2 separate regions of the Homo sapiens genome follow, and region 1 is linked to region 2. Evidence: read pairs that join two places in POLR2A ChIA-PET (ENCODE). Cell type or tissue: GM12878. All regions are shown on one strand. Links, peaks and the distances in the headings refer to the core of each region. The heading gives the core; the rest is flanking DNA.

The links. Peaks named below come from ENCODE experiments on the same cell type or tissue, not always from the same donor. Only the 100,000 strongest peaks of a DNase experiment are listed, where the experiment ranks them.
Region 1: POLR2A ChIA-PET joins it to region 2 with 5 read pairs; 1 of 35 experiments calls an interaction of 5 or more read pairs at or near these places.

The regions. Positions count from the first base shown.
Region 1 is chr9:100,340,301-100,345,300 of GRCh38, reverse strand. It overlaps TEX10 (testis expressed 10), which reads left to right. Exons shown (of 15, transcript NM_017746.4): 5 at 4,932-5,000. Among named protein-coding and RNA genes, the nearest start is that of TEX10, 10 kb to the left of the region's middle. RefSeq lists an enhancer at 3,669-4,168. In GM12878, for the core only: no CTCF peak of the experiment used is centred there; no DNase peak of the experiment used is centred there; H3K27ac peaks cover 333 bases.
Region 2 is chr9:99,242,341-99,248,792 of GRCh38, reverse strand. No RefSeq gene overlaps it. Among named protein-coding and RNA genes, the nearest start is that of SEC61B, 23 kb to the right of the region's middle. In GM12878, for the core only: no CTCF peak of the experiment used is centred there; DNase peaks (open chromatin) are centred at 3,662 and 4,287; H3K27ac peaks cover 2,259 bases.

The sequences.
Region 1 (5,000 bases), core at 1-5,000, 1.1 Mb before region 2:
TTTGATAGTCTTGAAAAGCATTATAGAGTTGTAGTAAGGTGTATATTTTAAGAGCGTGTTCTATTGCTGTTAACTCATCATCTGTAGGAATGTTTTGTCAATTGCTTTTTCAAATAAGATGGCATTTTATTGATTACGGTTTTGAGACTTTGTTTTATGATTCATTGCATACATTGGCAAAAAATTAATAATAGGGCTATAATGTAAGATTTTGAGAAAGCAAAGCTTGTTTCTCATATGGCAGTTAATTTGTGATGTAGGCTAGAGACAGTAAGAATGTATATAGCTCCTTTAAAAAAAGTATATAGTACTTACAGTCTTGATCTATGATCATCTGAAAGGTTCAGATAGAAAATAAAAGTAATGCTAAAGTCCTTAAGATGTCCTATAAAAAAGAAAAAGTAATATTCAACATGGACTTTGAGTGCTAGTTTTTTCTTTTCTTTTTATTTTTGAGACATAGTTTCGCTCTTGTTGCCTAGGCTGGAGTACAGTGGCACGATCTTGGCTCACTGAGACCTCCACCTCCTGGGTTCAAGCAATTCTCCTGCCTCAGCCTCTTGAGTAGCTAGGCTTACAGGTGCCCGCCACCATGCGTGGCTAATTTTTTGTATTTTTAGTAGAGACGGGGTTTTACCATGTTGGGCAGGCTGGTTTTGAACTCCTGACCTCAGGTGATCCACCCGCCTCAGCCTCCCAAAGTGTTGGGTTACAGGCGTGAGCCACCACGCCTGGCCTAGTTTTTTCATTTTTAGAGAGCCAAGAAGTAAAAATTCCAAGCTTCTTCGGTGTTTGATTACATATAAGCACTAGTAAACTTTTGTTACTGCTTTGTTAGTAGCATTTGTATTTAGATAGACTAGTAGGACCAAAATTCAAAATCTGAAAATTTATTAATTATGCTAGTTTTGGGTCATCTTATCTGGATAACACTAACAAAGGATCTAAATACTGCTTTAGTTTTATGGATATTTAAAATAGTATGCTTTAGAACTATTTTGTGCTATTATAACATGACTAGGCTTATTAGCAGCTCATTAACATATAATGGTAAGTTTAAAAGACTGCGTAGACTGTTGAAGATCAGAATACAAATTGAGATACTGTATAAAGCTGAAATAAATAAATTCAGATAGGAATAATATTTAAAAACATCCACTGGTAGAATGCTCTAATTCACCTTGGCAGATTTGTAATAACTTGATAAGAACCATTATTTATTTATTTATTTTTTAAAAAGGAACCATTATCTTAGAGACAGAGTATAAAAATGTACATCATTGGTACAATCTATACAAAATGATAGATTGTTAGTAGCATTCTATACAAAATGACATTAAAATGCACATTCTGGTCTTGAACTTCTGGCCTTAAATATCCTTGCACCTTGGCCTCCCAAAGTGTTGAGATTACAGGCATGAGCCTCTTTGCCTGGCCACAGCCTAATCTTTAGGAGGAACCAAATAGCATTGCTTGGCATTGATGTCAGATCACACACCACAAGCTGAATTGTAACTCTTTTTCTCTCAGAAACTGTATAGATTTTTCTATTGGTAAATTGATGTCTCGGTTAGATATAGTCTTAGGACTACTGACTGTTTGCTTTTACATGTTGGTGCTGCAGCTTAATGCATTTAGTTTGCTAGTATTTACAAAAAGTCAAGAAATTTCACTTGTATTCAGGTAGTTTTTTTTTTTTTTTAAACTTTTTAGTAATTTGAAGCTTTGATCCTTACTTTGAAAAGAAGTCTCAGGGTACATTAAGTCTTACATGCAGTGGCTGAATAGTCAGATTCTGTAATAATCAACTGAAGTTGTTTATTTCTGAAATACTGTGTGTATCTTTTTTTTTTCCTGTTCATATAAACAGCCATTTATTCCAGCACTATTTGTTGAAAAGATTGTTGTTTTACATTTGATTACCTTGGCACTATTTTTCTTTTCTTTCTTTCTTTTTTTTTTTTGCATTCCCTTACCTATCTTTTTTATTTTAAAGTCAAACCTTCAGAAGGAATACAATAAGCACTTGCCTACCCCCATCTAGTTGCAGCAATTTCTAACATTTTGTGCACATGTTGAACTACTACTGTATGTATTCTTAATAGTTAGCTAGCTATATCCTTGATATAACTAGTTTTTATTTATTTTTATTTATTTTTTTTTGGAGACGGAGTCTCACTCAGTCGCCCAGGCTGGAGTGCAGTGGCGCGATCCTGGCTCACCTCCCGAGTTCACGCCATTCTCCTGCCTCAGCCTCCCAAGTATCTGGGACTACAGGCGCCTGCCACTATGCCCAGCTAATTTTTTTTGTATTTTTAGTAGAGACGGAGTTTCACCGTGTCAGCCAGGATGGTCTCGATCTCCTGACCTCGTGATCTACCTGTCTCAGCCTCCCAAAGTGCTGGGATTACAGGCATGAGCCAACGCGCCCGGCCGATATAGCTAGTTTTTAAAATGAAATTACAGTTTAACATTAGCTTTTTGATTTACTGTGGTTTTTAGGGTACTGTATTAGTAGTGTCAGGGTCAGTATTATGTTATAAAAATTGTGTCTTAGCTTTGCATTTAATGCTTGACTTGCTTGCTACTTTTTCTCTACGTGTGTGTCTCATTGCTTTTATCCTTTTGCTGTGAGGGTTAGAGTTTGTAACCAAACACTAATGCAGTCATACTTTATAAGGCATTTATTCAAAGCTTTATTGGGCATCAATAAATAATGGCTACTTAAATTAATTAAAATTTAAAATTCAATTCCTCAGTAACCCTAGCCACATTTCAAGTGCTCAACAGCTACATGTGGGTAGTGGTTACTATATTGGACAGTGCAGATAGATATAGAACAGTTTGATCATTACAGAAAGGTCTTTTGAATAGTACTATTCTAGACTCTGGGGCTACAGAGATAAACATGGTTGATAAGGTGCTTGCCCTCATGGTATGTACCTTCTGGTGGGATCTATAGACAGTAAACAAATATATAATGTCAGTACTAGGAAGAAAGATGAAAGTAAAATGGGGTATAAAGAGCATGGGCAGGAACAGTGAGGGGGAGCTATTTTAGATAGGTTGTCAAATGCTCTCTGAGAATAAGATATCTGAATGTCATTGAAGTGAAGGAGCAAGTCTTGTCAACATCTGTGGGAAGAACATTCAGGCATAGGAAACAGCAAGTACAATGGCTTTGAGGTGAGAACAGGCTTCGCATATTTGAAGAATGGCAGGAAGGCCTGTGCAAATGAGGTACTGGGAGAATGGTAGAAGATGGGGGCGAAGAAGAGTGATAGTGGCCAGATCATGTGGGACTCTGTGGTCCCTGGTAAGGAGTTTGGATTTTAACCTGAGTGTGGCGAAAAGACCACTGGAGGGTTTTGAGCAGAGGAGTGGCATGATCTGCATTATATTTATTTAACTTTAATGTGCTGAATTTATAAAAATAGAACACTAGTGAACTCCCAGGTGCTCACAGTCTAACTCTAGCAACCATCATCTCTTGGATGACCAGTCCTGTCCTACATGTATATACATTTCGTTTCCTTTCCCCCTTCCTGTATCATTTTGAAACACGATTTATGTTTTAAAAGATCACCCTGGCTGCTGTGTGGGGAATTGACTTTTGGAGGATAAGAGGAGAAACAGGCAGACTGGTTAGGAGGCTATTGCAGTAATCCAAGTAAAAGATGATGGTGGCCGGGTATCTAGTGGTTGAAATGATGAGAACTAGCTGGATCTAGGTAAAGCCAGCCAGACTGTTGGTATGTATAATGAAGGAAAGAGGAGTCAAGGATGATGCCAGTGTTACATCGCCCAAATGAGAAAGAAAGTCATTTGGCAGGGAGAATTTGGTTTTATTCATGTTAAGTTTTAAGATGCTTGTCAGAAGTTGAAGAGGAAGTGTCAAGTATGTATTTGCATATAAAATCTGGAGCTCAGGCAGAAATGATTCAAGTATTATTACTGGGCAGATCCAAACGTTTAGAAGTCAGGAAGAAGAGAACCCAGTAAAGATACTAAGGAGGAACAATAATTGAGCTGTAAGGCCGGGTGCAGTGGCTCACGCCTGTAATCCCAGCACTTTGGGAGGCCAAGGTAGGTGGATCACTTGAGGTCAGCAGTTGAAGACCAGCCGGGTCAACATGGTGAAACCCAGCTCTACTAAAAATACAAAAATTAGCCGAGCGTGGTAATGGGCACCTGTAATCCCAGCTACTCAGGAGATTGAGGCATGAGAATCGCTTCAATCTGGGAGGCAGAGGTTGCAGTGAGCTGAGATAGTGCCACTGTACTCCGACCTGGGCGACAGAGCGAGACTTCATCTCAAAAAAAAAAACCAAATTGAGCTGTAGGGTGACCAGCTGTTTTAGCACCTCAAGTCCCACATCTAGGAAACTTCTCAGTCTCTGACAAAATGGGATGGTTGGTTACCTTGGATAAGAGGAAATAAAGAATATTCTAATTTGGAATTAGAAAGACAGTGTTTCCATAGGAGGGAAATGATAAATTCACCAATACTACTGAAGCATTTTAAGTAAATGCATTGCTTTGTGAAATTGTTAAATAATGGAATTGCTGGAGAATAGAGTTATGGTGTAGACAGAACATCAGGGAGAAAGACTTTCTTGTATATTTCATAAACATTGCATTAGTAGTCCAAATTCAGAATTTTCTTAAGTCTCAGATACTTTCACTTTTTCTCTCTTAAGCAGCAGACAGAATGCAAGTAAATAGTTATTAAGCACCAAAAGGATCTATAGATGAAAAGTGGGTGCTTTAACAGTTAATTCTGATTTTTAAATTTATTTACATATTATATTACTGGTAGAAAGTGAATTATGATGGGACATTTATTTGACAAGTTGTCATTTCTCTTCAAGTTTTATTGCTTATTTTACATTTTTTCTTGTAGATTTTTCTAATCTTTGCTATTTCAATAGGAGTCATGGCTTCGAAAGAACTACCTTATTGATTTTAAACACCATTTTATGAGTCGTTTTCCATATGTC
Region 2 (6,452 bases), core at 858-5,857:
TTTGACTTCTACTATGGCTCAAGCCTTCAAACCTTCAACTACCTTTTCTAAAATACTATGAATTTGAGGCTGAGGCAGTGAAAGTACACAATGAGCTCAGCACTCGTTTTTGTAGCCCAAAGTAAGAATATGCTCAAAGAATCATGGGAACATGCCAGAAAGTCACAGGAGCCAGCATAAAGGGGTTTCCAAGTGATCATCAAAACCCATGGAATAAATCAGGTTCCATGAGACTCTAGTCACATAAATTAATAAATGAAAACATAAATAGGTGGAAGAGAGAGAAAGTTCTCCTTTGTAATAGAATGATGACTACTGAATATCAAAAGAATGAAAAAAACAAATACCACAGAATTGGAATATCAAGGAAAAGAGCTGTGAAAGCATGGAAGGCAGAGAGTGATGGGACCCGGTGTGCATGCTGATTGAGGAACAAATATATATCCCTGCTCACAGAAAAAGAGCCTACTTTCCCAACTCTGCCTCTTCTTCCCACCTCCTGAAAAGCCCATTTTCTTATTGACTCCTCTGAGATTCAAAAGGCTCTTCTCTCTTAATGGTGTTTTCACTTGCCCCCAAATACCCAAAGAGTAGTACCAGTGTACCCCAATGTAAACAAAAAATCAATGGCTGGACCTCCCCTTCAGGGAGAGGAAGGAACATGGAAATGTGGGCTTCATATTTACCTAGACCGAGAAATGGAAACGGGCTTCGTGACTTTCTTGATGTGTGACCTTGAAAAGCCCACATTCTTTATGCTCCGATTATCTCATCTGTACAACTGGGATTAAAATTATTTCTCTACTTCACTGAATGGCGATCCAATTATTCACCATGTGACAAGGTGCCTGTAAACCACAATGACAGCAGACACGGAAGGTGTTATAGAATTAACAGAGATTCTGAAGAAAGGGCTGGGGAGAGACAGTGTGGTCCACCTGCCCGCAGGCCAAGGTCAAAATCATTATTCTTGACATTTGAATAATACACTGAACCCTTTTGAAAAATAAAAGTCAGACAGCAAGCACTGACTTAAATTACTTTTATTATAATGCTTCTTCTATATGAAGAAACATAGAGCTAGGTTTTTTTTATTTTTTATTTTTTTTTAGAAATAAACTTTTTTTTATTATTATACTTTAAGTTTTAGGGTACATATGCACAATGTGCAGGTTAGTTACATATGTATACATGTGCCATGCTGGTGTGCTGCACCCATTAACTTGTCATTTACATTAGGTATATCACCTAATGCTATCCCTCCCTCCTCCCCCCACCCCACAACAGTCCCCAGAGTGTGATGTTCCCCTTCCTGTGTCCATGTGTTCTCATTGGTCAATTCCCACCTATGAGTGAGAATATGCGGTGTTTGGTTTTTTGTTCTTGCGATAGTTTACTGAGAATGATGATTTCCAATTTCATCCATGTCCCTACAAAGGACATGAACTCATCATTTTTTATGGCTGCATAGTATTCCATGGTGTATATGTGCCACATTTTCTTAATCCAGTCTATCATTGTTGGACATTTGGGTTGGTTCCAAGTCTTTGCTATTGTGAATAGTGACGCAATAAACATACGTGTGCATGTGTCTTTATAGCAGCATGATTTATAGTCCTTTGGGTATATACCCAGTAATGGGATGGCTGGGTCAAATGGTATTTCTAGTTCTAGATCCCTGAGGAATCGCCACACTGACTTCCACAAAGGTTGAACTAGTTTACAGTCCCACCAACAGTGTAAAAGTGTTCCTATTTCTCCACATCCTCTCCAGCACCTGTTGTTTCCTGACTTTTTAATGATTGCCATTCTAACTGGTGTGAGATGGTGTCTCATTGTGGTTTTGATTTGCATTTCTCTGATGGCCAGTGATGGTGAGCATTTTTTCATGTGTTTTTTGGCTGCACAAATGTCTTCTTTTGAGAAGTGTCTGTTCATGTCCTTTGCCCACTTTTTGATGGGGTTGAGAGCTAGGTTTTGACTTCTTATGCTGTGAGAGCATCTTTTAAAGAAGAATGTGAATAATGGCGTCTAGGAACCTCTGGATTGAGGGCCTGAGAAAAACAGTGGAAGTGGAAGAGCAGCCTCTTGAAAGGGAATGTCCAACCTCTTCCTCTTTTTCCTGTTTCCCACAGAAAATTTAACTAGCTGTGTTCAGACCGACATGATGCAAAAAAAAAAAAAAAAGTTCCCATCCTGGCTTACATGGTGAAACCCCGTCTCTACTAAAAATATTTTAAAAATTAGCCGGGCGTAGTGACGGGCGCCTGTAGTCCCAGCTACTTAGGAGGCTGAGGCAGGGGAATGGCGTGAACCCGGGAGGCGGAGCTTGCAGTGAGCGGAGATCACGACACGGCACTCAAGCCTGGGCGACAGAGCGAGACTACGTCTCGAAAAAACAAAAAAAAGTTTTTGATTTTTGAAAAAAATCAACTGTGTGCTTGCTTCTTCAAAAAGAAGACTATACCAGGGCAGAAGATATTCCTATAAATACTTATGATTGACATCTGTAAATATTTATAGTATTAACTTTTTGTGGACACACAGTAGGGTGGGGCGGGGGTACTGGCATCCAGGGGAAGGGTAGATGTTTTCGTTGTTTCTATCCTGTAAGGACTGTCTGATGGCTACAAGTGTTAACGAAAAGCCAAACTGTATTGATCACATTTAAAAGCTCTCTCTCCAGAGTGGGCTATGCCACACTGCAGTATATTTATACAACGGAATACTCTATAGCTATTAAAATGAATAAAACATAGCTACATGGTACAACAGGGGTGAATCTCACAAACAAAGCAAAAAATGCAAGTCACGAAGAAGACATACAGTGTGATTTCATTCATATAAAATTCACAAACAGCTAAGTCCACTCTATCATACTGCGATGCATACATACATCGTAAAATCAAAAAGAAAAGCAAGAAAATGATTCTCACAAAAGGGAGGCTGGTGATGACCTGGGGAGGGGACACTGGGAGGTTAGGGGTGCTTGCAAAGCTCCCTTTCCTGGCCTGAGTGGTGGTTACACAGGGGTTTCCTTAATTATAATGTAATTTGTGTAATTACAATGCATTAAGATGTATTTTTTAAAAACATTTTCTCTTCGTATAGATCACATTACTCAAAAAAACGAGGAAAGCTGAAGCAAATATGACAATATTAACTAATCTCAATACCTGAATATCTGAATTAATTCAATTAATGAATTAATTGAATATCTCAAACTCTGCTGGGTCTATATCATTAATTATTATACTGCTATATGAAAAAAGCCAGGCCAAAAAAAAGATTACATACATTATATATGGAATTTGATATTCCATTTGTATAAATTTCCAGAAAATGCAACCTAACCTAGAGTGGGAGAAAGCAGACCAGTGGGTGCCCGGGGGCAGGGCTTTCAAAGGAGCCCAGGGAAACTGTTGGGGATGATAGATACGTTGATTATAATGATGGTTTTGCAGTGTATACTTTCATTAAAATGTATCAAGTTATACTCTTTAAATATGTGCAGTTTATTCTATGTCAGCTATACATCAACAAAGCAGTTAAAAAAAAACTCCCCTGTGCCTTTTCATATGTTTCTCATAGTCTTCAGTATGCATATACCGCTTTGGAAATGAGGAAGATACTTTTAAATGGTCAGAGAAACCTAAGTACCTTGAAGCTGTCTACCAGAGTTGTATGTATGCTTGTGGTCAGTCATGGGTTTCAATTATGTCAATGTATTTCTGTTCTGCTTTTGATAGAAAAAAGACCTCCACGCTCTTCCCTTCTGTCTTTTCTCCTCTCTCCCCTCTTTCTTTTCCCCTCTTCTCTCTGTCCCTCTCTCTCTCCCTCCCTTCCTTCTTCCCAGTCTCCCTTCCCCTTCTCTCTCCTTCTCCCCTTCTCCTCACTCTATTTCCTTTCTCTCTGTCCCTCTCTCTCCTCCCACCCTTCCTTATCAGTCTATTTCCTTTCTCTGTCTTTCTCTCTTTCTCTTTTTCTTTCTCTATCGCTCTTCTTCCCCCTCCTCTCTCTATCTCCCTCTCTCCTTTTCTCTTTGGTTCTCAGTCTTACTCTCTATCAGAAAACACTTTTCTTCAACTGAGCAGGCAGCTTTGGGAGACATGACAACACTCATAATAATGACAAACAATCATTTCTGTCATTTAATAGCATTTTATAGTTCACAACATGATTTCTCATATCTGTCTTCTGATTCTCACAACAATCCTTGGGTATAGTAACAGGAAAATAAAAAGCAACTGTAACCACTTCTGCCTTATAAGGAGGGTGGTAAATTTCACAACAGTGGGAAAGTAAATTTCTTTACTGCCCCTTCCACTTTCAGAGACTGTTAGTGAAGACAGCAGATGAAGGACAGAGACATTTCTTCTGCTCCAGTTCCCCACCCTTCAGCAATGGCATGGCCTCTTAGTTTTAATTAAAAAATGCATCCCTGGCTATGCAAAGATACATCCAGAGCTGAATTGAGGGTTGCGGCAAACACTGCTGTTGGCCTATCCAAAATATATTCTTTAGGGCCCTGACTTTTTGGTGAGCAGAAATGTGTCCCCACTAAAAAATTAGATTTCTTATCCTCCCTTCTAGATAAGAGCGGTCATGTGACTACCTTCAGGCTAATGGAATGAAGAAACTATTGTGTAGGATTGGAAATGCTCCCTAAAAAAGTGGCTGACTCTGTTGGCAGGTCTCTTGTTGACCTTCCTTCTTCCTCTACCCGAAATATGGATGTAATAACTGGTGCTGCGGCAGCCACTCTGCAGGTATGAGGTGGCCTTGATTGAGGACAGTGAGCTTGTGCTAAGTACACCAAAACAGAAACACAAGAGGAGATAAGGACATTAATGAGATGGTAGCATTACCACATCAGCCCTGGAATGCTTCTGTGGTTTGGATGTGTCCCCTCACCTCAAATTCAGGCGTTGCCAATGTAATATATTTAGTGTGGCTTTTTAGAGGTGGTCAGGTTATGAGGGCTTCTTCTTTGTTAGTGGAATTAAGGTCATTTTTAAAAAGCCTTCACACAGCAGGATTTGGCTAGCTTGCTCTTCACCTCTTCTGCCATATGAGCATGCAGCATCCTGCCCTTATAGTGGATGCAGTCTTACCAGACAATGAAACCGAACCTCCTAGTGCCTTGATATTGGACTTCAACACCTCCAGAACTATGAGGAATACACTTCCATTGTTTATACATTACCAGTCTGTGGTATTCTATCATAGCAGCCCAAAATGGACAAGCCAAATGCCTACTTCAAGACTTCTTTTACCTGAGAGAAAAACCTTAGACCTCATTTAAGGCATATTATACAGGTCTCTGTTGGGCCAAAATATAGTTTCTAAATGATAGAGAATTGATGAGCTTAGTGATTCTGTGTTTTGAAGTGAAGAATGGGGAATTTCTGGGATGAACCCTGCAGAAAGGTTCTCTAAAAAGAAGAAGCAACAAGCAACACAGTGATGCAAACTTCTCTTTCCTCAAGTCTTCTATAATGGCAGCTACATGTGTGTAGATGCCTTGTGTGCTTATGAGGGGAAATCAAGGAAAAGGGGTTGCATTTCCTCAACAATGTGGTGTGAGACCAGAACAGCACATGTGAGAAAGCAAATTGATCCATCCATGAAATTAATTCAAAATAAACAGGATCTCACAGGTAGAGAGGACAAGGAAACATTAACATCTATACCCCCCCTCCGACCCTCCTTCCTACCCAGAAAGTCTAGAGAAGCTTGTCTCACTACACTGGGGTGGCTTTTGAACCAATGCCATTTGCATCCCACAGGACAGGTGCTGAAGTTAGCATTGGGATAAGAGGAAGTCAGCTCATTTTATAATGAGGACCAGAAAGGTGAAGGGACAGCTGGATTGAAAGTCAGCTCTTCCAGCTTCTGCACAGCAAAAGAAACTATCATCAGAGTGAACAGGCAACCTACAGAATGGGAGAAAATTTTTGCAATCTACTCATCTGACAAAGGGCTAATATCCAGAATCTACAAAGAACACAAACAAATTTACAAGAAAAAAACCCGTCAAAAAGTGGGCGAAGGATATGAACAGACACTTCTCAAAAGAAGATATTTATGCAGCCAACGGACACATGAAAAAATGCTCATCATCACTGGCCATCGGAGAAATGCAAATCAAAACCACAATGAGATACCATCTCACACCAGTTAGAATGGCGATCATTAAAAAGTCAGGAAACAACAGGTGCTGGAGAGGATGTGGAGAAATAGGAACACTTTTACACTGTTGGTGGGACTGTAAACTAGTTCAACCATTGTGGAAGACAGTGTGGCAATTCCTCAAGGATCTAGAACTAGAAATACCATTTGGCCCGGCCATCCCATTACTGGGTATATACCCAAAGGATTATAAATCATGCTGCTATAAAGACACATGCACACGTATGTTTACTGCAGCACTATTCACAATAGCAAAGACT